Linked DNA regions of Homo sapiens: region 1 is linked to region 2. Evidence: read pairs that join two places in POLR2A ChIA-PET (ENCODE). Cell type or tissue: IMR-90. All regions are shown on one strand. Links, peaks and the distances in the headings refer to the core of each region. The heading gives the core; the rest is flanking DNA. Region 1 overlaps CSNK1G1 (casein kinase 1 gamma 1). Region 2 overlaps TRIP4 (thyroid hormone receptor interactor 4).

What was found. Peaks named below come from ENCODE experiments on the same cell type or tissue, not always from the same donor. Only the 100,000 strongest peaks of a DNase experiment are listed, where the experiment ranks them.
Region 1: POLR2A ChIA-PET joins it to region 2 with 10 read pairs; 4 of 35 experiments call an interaction of 5 or more read pairs at or near these places.

What each region holds. Positions count from the first base shown.
Region 1 is chr15:64,334,827-64,344,172 of GRCh38, reverse strand. All of the region lies in intron 1 of CSNK1G1 (casein kinase 1 gamma 1), which reads left to right. LOC124900364 (small nucleolar RNA SNORA48) reads right to left here and starts at 1,607; the gene lies at 1,475-1,607. In IMR-90, for the core only: no CTCF peak of the experiment used is centred there; a DNase peak (open chromatin) is centred at 6,212; H3K27ac peaks cover 167 bases.
Region 2 is chr15:64,403,981-64,406,480 of GRCh38, reverse strand. TRIP4 (thyroid hormone receptor interactor 4) reads right to left here. Exons shown (of 13, transcript NM_016213.5): 6 at 22-151. Among named protein-coding and RNA genes, the nearest start is that of TRIP4, 17 kb to the right of the region's middle. In IMR-90, for the core only: no CTCF peak of the experiment used is centred there; no DNase peak of the experiment used is centred there; H3K27ac peaks cover 312 bases.

The DNA of each region.
Region 1 (9,346 bases), core at 4,981-7,480, 67 kb after region 2:
CAGTCTTTAATGGATTTAGAAAAGGCCATTTGCTCTAAGGAAGCAACTGTGAAGCCACTTACAATGCTATTATTCATTTTATTATTTTTTAAAGCATTTTTATACATTACTATTTTTCTTTCCAATTTATTTATTGGGGAAGGAAGGGGCTAAATGACTCACCATAACAAAATGAGTTTGTTGCAGAACCATGTTTAAAAAGAAAGGAATGTAATTTGCTGAATTCAATAGATTAGAAATATTTTAAGGCTTTGTCAAAATAATACGCCAAAAAATATTTTAAGGCTCTGAATTCTAATTTGAACTCACAATCAGTGAAGAAATAATCAGTTTCTACTGTGTATTCATCACCATACTAGAGCTGTGGTAATATAGAAATTGAAGATATAGTCTATATCTTCAGCTTCTATATTACCGCAGCTCTAGTATGGTGATATAGATTATATCTTCAATTTCGAGTTGAAAGAAACAAGACTTAAAATGAAAGGTAGAGAATAACACAGATATGTAATGAAGCAAAAACTTGATCTAATCTGTCAACATTACAGTAATTTAGAGGGGAGAAAATCCAGTGAGTATTCACAATTCTGACAGGAAGGAGATTAAAGTTAAAGTAGTGGATCTCAACTCTGACTGCTCCTTAGAATCACTTGGGAAAACTTAATCAAAAATCAGATGAATCAGAATCTTGGGTGAGGTGCATCTGCAGTTTTTAAAAGCTTTCCCAGATGTTTGTAATGTGCAGGCAGTGTTAAGAATCACAGGCTTAAAGGCTGGGTTTGATTTGGAAAAGCAAGAAAGTGTACTAGGCCAGCACAGGGTGGGAGAATTGGCCACAGTCTGTGAAAAGATTAATCCAGTCAAAGCAGTGTGTGCTAGGTGGGGAGGAAGGAGAAATAAGCCTACAGAGGCAGAATGGGGTCTATTTTAGAAGAGGTGTGTGTGTGTGTGTGTGTGTGTGTGTTGGAGTTTTGCTCTTGTTGCCCTGGCTGGAGTGCAATGGCACGATCTCAGCTCGCTGCAACCTCTGCCTCCTGGGTTCAAGCGATTCTCCTGCCTTGGCCTCCCGAATAGCTGGGATTACAGGCATGCGCCACCACACCCCGCTAATTTTGTATTTTTAATAGAGGTAGGGTTTCTCCATGTTGGTCAGGCTGGTCAAGATAGAATAGTACTTTTCAAAATGTGGTTTCTTGACCAGCAGCAGCAGCAGCAGCGTCTCCTGGAAATTTATTATAAATGCAGATTTTAAGGCCCTGGTCCCATACCTACTGAATTGGAAACTCTAGACTGGGGTCCAGCAATCTGTATTTTAACAAGCATGCCAGATGATTCTGATGTACACTCAAAGTTTGGGAACTGCTGTTAAGAGAGGATAATGAAAGTTAGGCAGAGGAAATTAGATTTGATGTGCTCATAAGCAGGGATCCATAGAAGATTTTTAATTTTTATTTTTTAATCATTTACTTATTTTCCATGTATCCAAGGCACGAACCAGCCATGGGCACAGACCAAGAGCCAAGATGGGATAAACAAGGGTTGCTTTATCCCTGGATGACATGAGATGGACATCACCACATTAAAGGTTCTTAAGCTAGAGAGTAACAGGAAGTATCTGTATGTATTCAAGGTAAATCTGATGGTGATCTGCACAATACTTTGGATTACTAAAAGATATGAATGAAGTGGGCTGGTTGAGGAAATGCAGACATAATCTAGTGGATGTAATCTAGCAGCAGTAAAGGCTTGTTCTAGGGAAGTATTAGTGAGAAAACATAATACTAATAATAGTGATGGCAATTTATTGAGAGTTTACATAACAAGTGGCATGTTAAATGCATTTTATTCTCACAGCAAGCCACTGAAGTGTGGCTATTCCAGTTTTACAGATCAGCAAATGAGGCAGAGAAAGGAAGGTTACTTCTGAAGTTCACACTGCTGGTATGTGGTGGAGCCAGGATGTCAAGCTCAAGAATCTCTGCCTCTAAAGCCTCTTGAAGAAACAGCTAATAATATCTGGAGAGCCACGAGAAAAAGGAAAATACTTGAGTCTGAAAAGTTTTAATCCTACTTGACAGAGTGCAAGGGGACGTCACTGTCGGAAGGGAAATAGTGCATACAGTGGGTAACAAGGGAAGTCATTTAGCCAGTTGGGAACAAACCATCTTGTAAAAGTGACCATGAGGAATAACCGATGGAAATTTTTGTATAGTGCTTTTTCAGTATAAAGTTCGAAGTAACTTTCAATAGTTGAGTTTATAGGTTTTGTTTGTTCTTGCTCATGCTGACTAAATTAGAAGAGTCACCTCATCCCGCTTTTAAAAAGGGTCTTTTAGATTTTAGAGTAGATAGTCTGTGAGTAAGTCATGCCCAAGAAGCTTACTGTAATACCACTTTTCCCTCTCTAAGCATCTTAGTCTTAAGACAGTTTAAGCTGAGTGTGGTGGCTTATGGAGGATCACTTGAGGCCAGGAGTTCAAGATCAGCTTGGGCAACATAGCAAGACTCTGTCTCTATAAAAAATAAAAAAAAATTAGCTGGGTGTCATGGCACGAGCTGGTAGTCTCAGCTACTCAAGAGATTGAGGCAAGAGGATTGCTTGAGCCCAGGAGTTTGAGGCTGCAGTGAGATCTGATCATGCCACTACACTCCAGCCTGAGTGACAGGGCAAGATGTCTTTGAAACCAACCAACCAACCAACAGAAGAAATAAATGACAGTTTAATAAATATTTCAGGCCGGGCACTGTGGCTCACGCCTGTATTCCCAGCACTTTGGGAGGCCAAGGCGGGTGGATCATGAGGTCAGGAGATTGAGACCATCCTGGCCAATGTAGTGAAACCCCGGCTCTACTAAAAAGATAAAAATTGGCCGGGCGCGGTGGCTCACGCCTGTAATCCCAGCACTTTGGGAGGCCGAGGCGGGTGGATCATGAGGTCAAGAGATTGAGACCATCCTGGCTAACAAGGTGAAACCCCGTCTCTACTAAAAATACAAAAAATTACCCGGGCGCGGTGGCGGGCGCCTGTAGTCCCAGCTACTCGGGAGGCTGAGGCAGGAGAATGGCGTGAACCCGGGAAGCGGAGCTTGCAGTGAGCCGAGATTGCGCCACTGCAGTCCGCAGTCCGGCCTGGGCGACAGAGCGAGACTCCGTCTCAAAAAAAAAAAAAAAAAAAAAAAAAAAGATAAAAATTAGCTGGACGTGGTGGTGTTTTTGAGACAGTGCCTCACTCTATTGCCCAGGTTGGAGTGCCGTGGTGTGATCATGGCTCACTGCAGTACCAACTACCCAGGCTTTAAGTGATCCTCCCACCTCAGCCTCCTAAGTAGCTGAGACCACAGGCACACACCACCATGCCTGGCTAATTTTTAAAAAACTATCTGTAGAGACAGGATTTTGCCATATTGCCCAGTCTGGTCTTGAGCTCCTGGGCTCAAGTGATCCTCTGGCCTCGGCCCCCCAAAGTGCTGGGATTACAGGCATGAGCCAACATACATGACCTTAAAGTGGTTTCACAGAAGTTCTACCTAGCAACTTCATTAGCCCTTTGCTGCAAGGTAATTAGGCTGCCCAGAATAAAACTGGACTTTACTGAGGGAGTGGTGATTCTGGGAAAGCCACCTGCAGTCTCTACCACATCATATAACAATAAAAGGTTTAGTTTACCAGGAAGATACTAGAATTCTGTTACTTATACCAGATAATACAGGTTCAACATACATAAACCTACATAACAACTACAAGGAGAAATTTATAAATTCACCATTATATTAGAATAGATGTTTTTGACATTAAAACAATACTTCCTGCCAGCAGAGATGTGCTAAAGAAAAAAAAATCATTAAAACAACACAACAAGACAGAGCTATTGGGTGAATATAGAACATTGTACTCAAGTTTTAAAGAATTAGTTTCATACAGTTACTACTATTTGCAGATATAGTTACTTTGTGGAATCCAAAATTTCTGTAATGCGAGAGGTAACAACCTTCAAAGTAGCCCTGAAAATCTCAACAAATTCAAAGAATATGTATTCTATAGACCAAACCTTCGATGACAGTGCAAACTAAATTAGGACTCAGTTTTTTAAAAAAATGACCTTTAAAAATGTTTGGAAATTTAAAAGAACACATCTAAATAACTCTTGAGGTTACAAAAGAAATAATGATAGAGGTTTACCAATGCATAACACTGAATGTTAATTAAAAAAACAACATCAAAATTGATGGATGCAACTTAGTGGTTCTTGGGCATAGCATATAGTCAAGTTTCATAAATACTCTGTGAGAGTTTGAAAAGACCATTCTCTAGTTGAGGGCAGTGGTATTAATAGAGGAAAAGAGCCTCAGAAATTGAGAACTGTCAGTCACTCCTCTTGATTTAATATTCGTATTTAAGGCCTTGTGCAATTTGTCCTCTGACAGTTGTCAGTGGGCACTACTGCTCCTCCTGTTTCTTTTGCTTTAATCTTAATTACATAATTAAAGTTCTCTTATTAGACACTAGTGGTTCTAAAATGTTAGCATGTATTGGAATTTTCTGGAGGGTTTGTTAAAACACAGATTGCTGGCTGGGCTCATGTCTGTAATCCCAGCACTTTGGGAGGCCGAGGCGGGTGGATCACCTGAGGTCAGGAGTTTGAGACCAGCTGGGCCAACATGGCGAATCCCTGTCTCTACTAAAAATACAGAAATTAGCCGGGCGTGGTGGTGGGTGCCTGTAATCCCAGCTACTTGGGAGGCTGAGGCAGGAGAATCGCTTGAACCTGGGAGGCAGAGGTTGCAGTGAGCGGAGATTGTGCCACTGCACTCCCCCTTGGGCGAGAGAGTGAGACTCTACCTCAAAACAACAACAACAATAACAACAAAAAACAAAAAAACACAGATTGCTGGTCCTCACCCCCTGAATTTCTGATTCAGCTCATCTGGGGTAGGGCCTCCAAATTTCCATTTTCAGCAGATTTGCAGATGATGTTCATGCTGGTGACCTAGGGACAATGCTTTGAGAATCACTGTACTAGAGATTACATTCACTTGACTGTATCCCTTGTAACTGCTAATTCTTTTCCTGTAGCCCCTTTTCTCTCCTCCTTAACTTTTTCCCTTCAGAATCCTGCACTTTAACTCTCCCCTTTTCTTGGAAGTACTTTTTTTTTGAGATGGAGTTTCGCTCTTGTTGCCCAGGCTGTAGTGCAGTGGCGTGATCTTGGCTCACTGCTATCTCCACCTCCTGGGTCCAAGCCATTCTTCTGCCTCAGCCTCTCAAGTAGCTGTGATTACAGGCATGCAGCACCATCCTTGGCTAATTTTGTATTTTTAGTAGAGACGGGGTTTCACCATGTTGGTCAGGCTGGTCTCGAACTCCCAACTTCAGGTGATCCACCAGCTTCCACCTCCCAAAGTGCTGGGATTACAGGTGTAAGCTATCGCGCCCGGCCAGAAGTGTTTTTTTTTTTTTTTTTTTTTTTTTTTTGAGACCGAGTTTCACTCTTGTTGCCCAGGCTGGAGTGCAGTGGCACGATCTCAGCTCACCACAACCTGCACCTCCTAGGTTCAAGCGATTCTCCTGCCTCAGCTTCCTGCGTAGCTGGGATTATAGACATGTACCACCACACCCAGCTAATTTTGTATTTTTAGTAGAGATGGGAGTTTCTCTGTGTTGGTCAGGCTAGTCTCGAACTCCTGACCTCAGGTGATCTGCCTGTCTTGGCCTCCCAATGTGCTGGGATTACAGGTGTGAGCCACCGCGCCGGGCTCAAGTGTTTTTAACCATCAAGTTGTTAGATGTCCCATGCCTATGCTTACTTAGAAAATGGTTCTTGCACATCTATAGAAGTCCTAATCTTGCTATCATACTAAATATCACTTCACATCCATTAAGATAGCTATTAAAATACACACACAGAAAGTAAAAAAGTAGTGAGGATGTGGAGAAATTGGAACTCTATTTATTGCTGGTGGGAATATAAAATGCCGCAGCCATTGTGGAAAACAGCTTGGCAGTTTCTCGAAAGGTTACACATAGGACTACCATATAGACCCAGCAGTCCTCTCTTAGGCATATATCTAAAAGAATCAAAAACAGGGTTTGAAACAGATGTTTGTACAGTACCTTTATAACAGCATTCATAATAGCCAACCAAGCGCCTGTTGACAGATGAGTGCATAAACAATATGTAGTATATACATACAAAGGAAGGAAATTCTGACACATGCTATGACGTGGGTAAACTTTGAAAACATGCTTAGTATAATAAGTCAGACACAGGACAAATATTGCATGATTTCACTTATGAGCTACCTAGGATAGACAAATTCAAAGACAAAGTAGAATAGAGGTTATCAGGGGCTGATGGGGCAGAGAAAAGCAGAGCTATTGTTTAATGGGTACAGAATTAATGTTGAGGATAATGAGAATATTTTGGGTATAGATACTGGAGACTGTTACACAATATTGTGAGTGTGTTTTCATGCCACTGAATTGTACATTTACAAAAGGTTAAATTATAAATATTATATATATTTTATCACAGTAAAAAACAAAGCCAGGTGGGTTCACATCTGTAATCCCAGAGCTTTGGGAAGCTGAGGTGGGAGGATTACTTGAGGCTAAGAGTTTGAGACCGGCCTAGGCAACATAATGAGACCCATTCTACAAAAAATAAAATAGGCATGGTGGTACCTGTAGTCCTAGCTGTTCGGGAGGCTGAAGTGGTAGAATAGCTTGAACCCAGGAGTTCGAGGCTGCAGTGAGCTATCATGGTACGACTGCATTTCAGCCTGGGTGGCAGAGCAAGATTCTGTCTCTTAAAACAGACAAAAATGTTAGTATATTACTGGAAAAACTTATTAGAAGTCTTTTTTGGTGATGAAGTTTCACTCTCATTTTTTTGTCATATGTTTCTATGAGTTCTGCTTGCTTTTGTTTTTTTGTTTTGTTTTGTTTGAGACGGAGTCTCGCTCTGTTGCCCAGGCTGGCATACAGTGGCAAGATCTCAGCTCACAGCAACCTCCACCTCCCAGGTTCAAGCGATTCTCCTGCCTCAGCCTCCTGAGTAGCTGGGATTACAGGTGCCTGCCACTGCGCCTGGATAATTTTTGTATTTTTAGTAGAGATGGGGTTTCACCATGTTGGCCAGGCTGGTCTTGAACTCCTGACCTCAGGTGATTTACCCGTCTTGGCCTCCTGAAGTGCTGGGATTACAGGTGTGAGCCACTGCGCCCGGCCGAGTTCTGCTTTTTTCAAAATAACAAGCATGTGTTTCTGAATCAGAAAAAAGTAAATAATACGTTAAAAAGACATATGTGAATATTTATAAAATATGTTTATGTGAAGGATTTTCTGTAATGTAAATCTCACTAGTGAAAATTTTTATATTACTTGAGTAGATGATTTTTCCATAGAATCGTGACTAAAACTGAGTTTTCCATGAACTGTTACTAACCTGTAAACTTCCTCTCTAATGAAAGTTATATTTTCCTTGGTTATAGATGCTTTCTAGTTTGTTATATCTATGTCAGTTATTTTGAATCTCTTACATTTTCAGATCAAAAATTAATTATTATTGTTATTTTTTTGTTTGAGATGGAGTCTTTCTAAGTTGCCCAGGCTGGTCATGAACTCCTGGGCTCAAAGTGATCCTCCCACCTCAGTCTCTTGAGTAGCTGGGATTATAGGCACATAGCACAGGACCTGCCAAAATTATTATTTAAATTTATCAATTAAGCATGTTCAGTGACATAGGTAAGTATTGAGTGCAGGTAGCATTTATGCTGACTTCAGTAGAATTCCTGGGCTTTAAAACAAATAAGAAAGGAAGAAAGGAAGTATGTAGAGTGTGGCTTATACACTTTGAGGACATTGTGGTTTTGCTTTGTAATTTTCTTGTGAATAGAATAAGGAGTGAAATGAGAGAGATCGAATCTAGTTAATCAAGATAATTTGTCAAGTAAATTTCAGTTACTTGAAAACAGTCAATTCAATTTTACATTTGTTTACTCTGTTTTGGGCATGGTGCTTTGAACGGTTTAGGTACGTAAGTCAGAGAGCAGTCCCTAGTCGCATAGAGTTCCATAGAATAGTTTGGTAGGCAGATAGGTAAAAAATAGCCACATAAATCGATAGATGGATATATGAATTAAGATGAATATTATTCATTCATGCTCCATAAATTTATTGAGCAACTGTTATACTATGTGTTAGGCCTAGTGTAGGTACTGGGGGTATAGTGACAAACAGGAAATATTTGTGCTTGCATTGAAAAAGATTACTGGGATGTTGCAGGTAAATTTTATTTTCTCCTTATTCTTAGGTTTTTGAAATGAAATGACTAGGACAATACAGGAACAACAGCAAGAATTTGTTGACTTTCATCCTTAGAGAACTCAAGTGAGGATGTAGCTTGTATGACAGTCTAGTATTTTCTTGATCAACAGAAAAGGTTGAAATTCTAATTGTTTCCATCAACATTAGAATGATTCTTTACTACTAAGCTTGTGATAGGGTTTTTAAAAAATAATAATTGTTAAAGTTGGTTATTAAAGCTTAAAATTCAAATCATCAATCACAAAGTAAATATTCATGAAAGAAATATACTGATTCTTTAGGAGGTAGATAGTGATGAGGCAGTTAATGGAAAAATCAAGTCAGTAATTTCTTGGGACAATCATCAAGGCTGCCTTTTTGTGTTTCTATAGGCAGTCATGGTGACTGACTTTGTTACCAAAGTGCAGTTATTAAAGCCCTTATTTTTTTTAAGGAAAAGTATAACAATTGAAAGAAAAATGAGGATCAGGACCTTTGTGGTACTTTATTTTTATGCCAGTAAGAAGTGTCTGTGGCTCCTCAATACTGGCTTCATCTTGATTGTTTTATTATTTATTTTCCTTGAGTAGGGAAGGAAAGCCATCTTCTCAGATAAGGTTATGTTTTTATTGTTTTAGCCTAGCTTTGCTTAAAAAAATTTTTAGTGAGGTAGACAAAACTCTTTATCAGGTATTGAAATATGTTTTTCCTAAAAGCATGTATTAGGCTACCCTTCTCACACAGGATGTGTTCTGAAATGACAGATAGATTTGCAGCAGATTCTCATTTTCTTTGTAGATTATGTGAACTGAGCAGTACTTGCAAAATAAGTCAATAATCTGAATCTTTGTAGTAACTCTTCTGGAGTTATTAGGGAAACCAAAAATGGAAATAATATTGTGGTCTCTAAGCTTACTCTAAATTAGGTAGTTATAGAAGTACACTTTTTGGTGAAGGTAAGTTTAACTGCTGTCATCTGTTAGATAAAACAGGGGTCCTGAAGCTCTGGGCCACAGACCAGTAGTGGTCCATGGCCCTTTAG
Region 2 (2,500 bases), core at 1-2,500:
GTTATTCTAACCCTTTCATACCTAGTTCTGTCAAACTCTAACAGTTTGTCTTTATGCTTGATAGCCTTCTCCAGACCAGACTTAATTCGCAATTCTTGATGAGGAAGAAGGTCCTTGGTAGAGATGTCCACCTTTCCAGAATTCTCCACTCCTGAAATTCAATAAGGAAGTCAAATGGTGTCAGCCTCTAAATACAAATTAGTTGTACCAGTGTGCAACAAAGAACAAAACATCAGAAGATCTGGTTCTGGCCTGATGGCCTGGAGCCTTCATTTCAACAGAAAACAAGTACACAGTCCAGGCCTTACCTGTACAGCAGTAAGCAGTGCTTGACACATGACAGGTTTTCAATAAATGGCAGGGATCTTTTCTTCCTTTATAAAAATTTGGTTCACTAAGGGCACCAAAGTATTTAAGAATGTGACATAAAAATGCCTTCTCAGTGAAGAAGACATTTGCTCAATATTACCTTTAAATATACGTTTTTTCAAGACAGGATCTAATGCTGTTGCCCAGTCTGGAGTGCAGTAGTGTGATCATAGCTCACTGCAGTCTCAAACTCTTAGGCTCAGGCGATCCTTCCACCTCAGCTTCCTGAATAGCTGAGACAACAGGCACATGCCATTGTGTCTGAATTTTTAAATTTTTGTAGAGAGGCGGGTCTCACTATGTTGCTCAGGCTGGTTTCAAAGTCCTGGCTTCAAGCAATCCTCCCAACTCAGCACCTCAAAGTACTGGGATTCCAGACATGATCCACTATGCCAGCCTAAATATACGTTTATATTATCAAAACTAAACACTAAATAATGGAAGAAAAAAGAAAATTTCACAAAAGGGGCAGAAAAAATGAACAGTTTCAGTTTAATGAGAACCTGCTAAATGCTGAGTCACTTAGTATACATGTTATTTAATTTTCGCAATAACCCTGTAAGACAGTTTGTATTATCTTTATTTTACAGATAAAGTAACTGAAGTTCAGAGATGACTATAAATTTACTGAGTTCACACAGTTAGAAATTAGACCAGTGGCCGGGTGCAGTGGCTCACGCCTGTAATCCCAGCACTTTGGGAGGCTGAGGCGGGCGGATCATGAGGTCAGGAGATCGAGACCATCCTGGCTAACATGGTGAAACCCTGTCTCCACTAAAAATACAAAAAATTAGCCAGGCATGGTGGCAGGCACCTGTAGTCCCAGCTACTTGGGAGGCTGAGGCAGGACAATGGCATGAACCTGGGACGCTGAGCTTACAGTGAGCCGAGACCGTGCCACTGCACTCCAGCTTGGGCGACAGAGCAAGACTCCATCTCAAAAAAAAAAAAAAGAAAAGAAAAAGAAATTAGACCATAGAAACAAAATCTGAGCTCGAGTATAACTCTAAAGCCAACATTGATTCCATGGTTGTGTTTTCTTCTTTGACAGCATATTGTAAATTTGTATATCCCAGAAAAGAGAGCCATAGATTATGATACACCCAAGATCCAAAATGGGTTAGGTGGCTGTGTGCAGTGGCTCACTCCTGTAATTGCAGCACTTTGGGAGGCTGAGGTGGGAGGATCACTTGAGCCTAGGAGTTCAAGACTAGCCTGGGCAACATGGTGAGAGCCCATCTGTACAAACAATTTAAAAATTAGCCAGACACGGTGGTACAAGCCTGTAGATCCAGCTACTTGGGAGGCTGAGGCAGGAGAATTGCTGCAGTAAAATGTGTTCATACCAATGTACTCCAGCCTGACAGAGACCGTCTAAAAACAAACAAACAAACAAGGACAGTACGTACAATCAGAACTATTTTTTCTCAGAATGATTACCTTAAAATCTAATTGAAAAAAACATAGAGGCATGTGCAACCTCATTAATAATAAAATTACAGGCCGAGCGCGGTGGTTCATGCCTGTAATCCCAGCATTTTGGGAGGCCAAGGTGGGTGGATCACCTGAGGTCAGGAGGCCTGGCCAACATGGCAAAACCCTGTCTCTACTATAAATGCAAAAATTAGCTGGGTGTGGTGGCAGGCGCCCGCAATCCCAGCTACTTGGGAGGCTGAGGCAGGAGAATTGCTTGAACCTGAGAGGCAGAAGTTGCAGTGAGCCAAGATCACGCCACTGCACTCCAGCCTAGGTGACAGAGACTCTGTCTCAAAACAAATAAATAAATAAAAATAAAAATAAAAAATAATAAAATTACAGCCTTTTACAACTAAAACAAATTTGAAATGTCAAAACTCAAGAGTGAACAGGATTCTGGGTACAATGCTAATATTGCTATAGATTAATATGATTTTTTTTTTTTGAGATGGAGTTTCACTCTCGTTGCCCAGGCTGGAGTGCAATGGTGCAATCTCGGCTCACTGCAACCTCCGCCTCCGGGGTTCAAGCAATTCCCAGCCTCAGTCTCCTGAGTAGCTGGGATTACAGGCATGTGCCACCATGCACGGCTAATTTTGTGTTTTTGGTAGAGACGGGGTTTCTCCACATTGGTCAGGCTGGTCTCAAACTCCCA